Regions from separate parts of the Mus musculus genome. Here region 2 is linked to region 1. The links are chromatin loops, found by intact Hi-C in ENCODE. Cell type or tissue: heart. All regions are shown on one strand.

The links. Peaks named below come from ENCODE experiments on the same cell type or tissue, not always from the same donor. Only the 100,000 strongest peaks of a DNase experiment are listed, where the experiment ranks them.
Region 2: it touches region 1 in a loop (2.4-fold over the local background); 3 of 42 quality-filtered maps call a loop at or near these places.

The regions. Positions count from the first base shown.
Region 1 is chr1:153,240,417-153,242,916 of GRCm38, reverse strand. Lamc1 (laminin, gamma 1) reads left to right here. Exons shown (of 28, transcript NM_010683.2): 15 at 135-288; 16 at 898-1,040; 17 at 2,422-2,500. Among named protein-coding and RNA genes, the nearest start is that of Lamc2, 55 kb to the right of the region's middle. In heart, no CTCF peak of the experiment used is centred here; a DNase peak (open chromatin) is centred at 1,356.
Region 2 is chr1:153,326,379-153,328,878 of GRCm38, reverse strand. The region is part of intron 1 of Lamc1 (laminin, gamma 1); the gene reads left to right. Among named protein-coding and RNA genes, the nearest start is that of Lamc1, 5.2 kb to the left of the region's middle. In heart, no CTCF peak of the experiment used is centred here; no DNase peak of the experiment used is centred here; H3K27ac peaks cover 296 bases.

The sequences.
Region 1 (2,500 bases):
CCAAGACAAGACTCTCTGCCGTATCGGCTTCTGTGTGAGACAACACAGGCCTAGAGAACCTGGTCCAGTGCCTTAGGTTTTACTGCTCTCCCTGGAGATTTGCATCTGTTGCTTTCTCTGTCTCCCCACCCTAGCCTGCGCCTGCAATCCCTACGGGACAGTGCAGCAACAGAGCAGCTGTAACCCGGTGACCGGACAGTGCCAGTGTCTGCCTCATGTGTCTGGCCGCGACTGCGGTACTTGTGACCCTGGCTACTACAACCTGCAGAGCGGGCAAGGCTGCGAGAGGTGAGACTTGAGTCTGTGTAAAGTGATCCTTGTTGTCTTTGTCTTAAGAAGTACATCTTTCCAAGCTACTCTAAGCAGCTGGCTTGAGGTTGCTTAGGAATTGTTTCCAGTGTCTTATGCAGGAAAGGCGCTGTGTAAATAGGGGACAGAAGGGATAGATAGCATAGTGGCAGTTCTGATGTGTCAGACACTAATTCTTTTTTTTTTTTTAAGATTTATTTATTTTATTTATGTGAATACAATGTAGCTGTCTTCAGACACACCAGAAGAGGGCATCCCATCCTATTACAGATGGTTGTGAGCCACCATGGGGTTGCTGGGAATTGAACTCAGGACCTCTGGAGGAGCAGTCAGTGCTCTTAACTGCTGAGCCATCTCTCCAGCCCTCAGACATTTCAAAATGCAGATTGCAAGGTTTCTTCTGAGACAGACTCATCAGGGCTGCAGCCTGGGAGTCTGTCCAGTTCTCTGTCAGTAGGGTTTAGTGTGGACCTAAGGGAACAACCCCTAACATTCTGATGAGTCGTCCTTAGCGTGCTGTCTTCCAGATGAGAATGTTGCCCACTCTCTGCCCCTCCTACCCTAGAAACATCTTGTGCTTCTCCTCAGGTGTGACTGCCATGCTTTGGGTTCCACCAATGGGCAGTGTGACATCCGCACCGGGCAGTGTGAGTGCCAGCCTGGCATCACCGGCCAGCACTGTGAGCGCTGTGAGACCAACCACTTTGGGTTTGGACCTGAAGGCTGCAAACGTAAGACATGGTGACTTGCAGTGCAGTGTCTCCCATGCCAGTTAGTGCGTTACAGGCCTGATAGCCTCTGTGGCCACGAAAGAAACCTCCTGTGACTATCAGAAAACTCTGGAGATCGAGGGCCTTTGGTTCCTCTGGTACCACCCTGTTGATGTCTCCTTTTCTAGTTTTTTTATACTTATTTCTCCTTGTAATTTTGTTTTCTAAAGAAAAAAAAATCCCCCCTGAAGCACTGAGCGTGTCCACTCTGCTTATTAAGGCTTCCTGACTACCTCGGCTCTGCAGATAAAGAAGCAGCCGTGGCTCTGCTCGGCCGCTATTGGCTTGCTTCGGCTCCACCCTTGGAGCCCATTTGGTTTGGTTGCATATAAACATCTGCTTCTCCTTGGCATAAACACTTGCCTGGAAATCAGAACAGTTTGGATTTTTTTGCTTTCTGAATTCCTTCATTTCTTGTGTGGAATGTAGAAATTCCAAAGAGAAAACAAACTGTAAAGAAGCGCAGGAAGTGTTAGGTTAGCATTTGGGTTTTCTTATTTCTTAGAGAAATTTAAAGATGAAAGTAGAGAGGAGTCCCAGAAGCATATGAGAAAGAGCGCTACATCATTTAATATACTGTGTGTGTTCTCTGTGTAGCTCAGGCTGACCTCACTTCCCCTTCCTCTACCTCCCAGAGACATATTCTCTACCATGCCTGACATTCGTGTAATTTTTATACCACATTGAGGTCATGTGCCCCAAGGGATTGCTGAGGTGACTCAGTTGATAAAGTGCTTGCCATTCGAGCAGGAGAGCCTGAGTTCAGATCCCCAGCACCCATATAAAAAGGCAGGTGTGTATCTGTAACGAGGCCGAGGCAGGTAGATCCCTGGAGCTCACTGGCCAGCAGCTCGGGTTGAGATGCAAGTCTCAAAATATAAGGGAGATCTAGGCACAGTGGCACACACCTTTAATGCTGACACAGCAGCTCTTTAGAGACCTGGACCTAATTCCAGGTAAAGGTAGGCAGAGCTCTTGTGAGTTTGAAGCCATCCCGGTCTCCATAGTGAGTTCCAGGCCAACCAGGGCTGCATAATGAGACTCTGTCTCAAAAATACACACACACAAAAATAAACAACAGAAATTAGGTAAACGGTGGTAGAGATGAACAGATACCCAGTGTTGACCTCTGACCTTTGTAAGCATATACATGCACATGTATGCACACATGCCACATGCTGCCCATATTACTTCACAACCTAGTTTTCCTTTTAAAATGTCTATCTTGCCTGCTACATGGACTTAGCTATTTAAAAGTCTCATAAGTGAATTTTTCATAAGTACACATGATGATGGTACAGTCAGTCCGAGTTAAAATGGGAATTGTCTCCTCATTCCTTAGCTTGTGACTGTCACCATGAAGGATCCCTTTCACTCCAGTGTAAAGAGGACGGCCGTTGTGAATGCAGGGAAGGCTTTGT
Region 2 (2,500 bases), 86 kb before region 1:
AACTGTGATGTGTTGTAATATAGTCGGGTTCCGGGCATAGCGCATCTGTGGATATGAAGAGTTAATGTTGCTTTGGGAGCGACTATATCTTCTGCCTGCTGTGGAGAGACTTCTCAGTCAGGAACCCCTTCCCTAAAAGTAAGCCTTCTTTTGCTTTTAGCTTTCAGATCTCTCCTGAGTAATCGGTATTGATTACTTGGTTGCTATTTAAAAGTGTAGCATTTACATTTAATAATAACACTGTAAGTTTTAACAATATCCGGGAACTTGTTGAAAGTGCTGTAGCTGAGCATTTGACTCTTTAAAACAGTCCCTTTAATTAATTTAGTAATCATTGTGGATGGAAACTTGGCAGGTAGGATTTTGATCTTGCATAAAGGTAAGCTTTTCTCATTCTTAAAACAGTTAGGTTAAGAAACTGTTTCTATAAGCAACTCAATCGAAGTTTATGCAATCTCCAAAGTTAGCATTGCAGCCCAGGTCCCAAGCTCTTCATCAGATCAGACATGGATGGTGTAATCTATGTGAAGTGTCTCGTGTGTGTGTGTGTGTGTGTGTGTGTCTGTGTGTGTGTGTCTGTGTGTGTGTGTGTCTGTGTCTGTGTGTGTGTGTCTGTGTGTGTGTGTAAATCAGAATCAACACAGAAGGTGATTTGGTACGTCTATGAGTTCAATTTATTATTTAATATGAAACAAACAGCAAAGTTTCCTTTTCTCCTGGAAAAATCTTTGTAATATGGGCTCTGACTACAGTTGAGCCAGTGACTTCACTGTGGTATTTGTGCACCCTGAGGGGACACTATTTTTCGTTTGTCTCACAGAGGCCTGATTTACATTTTACAGGTTTCAACTTGAGAAGTCAAGGAGCAGTTCTTTAATGGCCAGTAGTTTACTGAATGGTTTTATAAAAGACGCTGTTGGCTATGCCCCTGTTCCACAGTTCATTGTTTTCTCTGCAAATTTCTTCTCCTGGTTTTCTAAGGCACCAGAAGAAAGCAGACACACCAGAGGGAAAGCTGGAGCCGAGGCTCCCTGCTCCATCACTTTATCCTTGGTCACATTGGTGTCAGAGGCGGAACATTGGGTTATTTCAGTCCTAAATCCTTTTAGGAAGCTGGGTATGCTTTTTATCATGTTCCCCCCTTGCAGTGTGCATACATTCTCATATTACAGCCAGATATTCCGTAAACATTTTTAAAATACCTGAGAAATGCACACCCCAGAGCCTAATAGGAAGGTGTGGAAGACCGAAGGCCCTTTTCTAAGAGCTCATGTGCTTCTGAGTGGAATTTAAAGTTGTAATGCTTTTTGCATATTATAGCAAGGGGGGGTCTTTATAATAATATTTTACATTTTTTGAAAGCCTCCAGATTGTCAGTGGTTAGATTTCTTGTAACCTCATGAAGGTGACCCTGAGGGTCCTGTAGTTGTGATCCTATGAGTCCTCGGACAGGTAAGTCCAAGTCACCTTGGTACATCATTCTCTGCAGCTAATAGTTCCTCTAGCAAATCTCTTAAGAGAGTGTTTATCTCTTTAAAATAAAAGCTCAGGGGTTTATCCCTTTAAAATAAAAGCTCATGGGTGCGGGGTGGGGGAGGGGTGGGGCTGGAGAGCTGGCTTAGAGGTTAAGAGCGCAGATTGCTTTTCCAGAGGTCCTGAGTTCAGTTCCCAGCAACCACATGGTGGCTCACAACCATCTGTAATGGGATCTGATGCCCTTTTCTGGTGAGTCTGAAGAGCGACAGTGTATGCAGGAACATAAAATAAAATAAATAAAAAGGCTCACAAACAGATTGATTCAGAGATCTGGATTGCTGTTGTTCTTTTCCTTGATTTCCCATCAGCTGTTGTTCCTTTTTTGCTTACATTCCCAAATTCTTATTGTTGCACACACACTGTCCCTGAGGGAACATGTAGCCTTCATTTACCATATTCAAATGTAAAGGTGTATTTCCGGTTAGCTCTTCCTTCAGGTCTAGTCCTGGATATGATGGCTGTGGGGTGGCTGGGTGGAGCCATGCTTAAAATTAATTTACTTCTTTTTTTTGTTTTTTAAGGAATTATTTATGTATTTTATTTATATGATTACACTGTAGCTGTCTTCAGACACACCAGAAGAGGGTATTGGATTCCATTACGGATGGTTGTGAGCCGCTGTGTGGTTGCTGGGAATTGGAACTCATAACCTCTGGAAGAGCAGTGCTCTTAACCGCTGAGCCATCGCTCCAGCCCCTGATTTACTTCCTACTGTTCTGTCCACCGCACATGCAGTGTGGACTCCATTGGCTTTCATCTGATGATTTCCCCATCTTGACACACTAGTGATCTTTCAGCTTCACAGATCGGCCCTTACGCAGATAGCTGTCAGTTTTCAGCGGGGTAGTGCTCTTAACAAAGCCCCTGCAGCCTGAGAGCATAAGTTGAAAGTGCTTGTAGTGCCCCTGTAGTGCTTTCTGGGCTTTGGCAACAGTGGTGTTGTTGATGCTTGTACTGGAGGAGT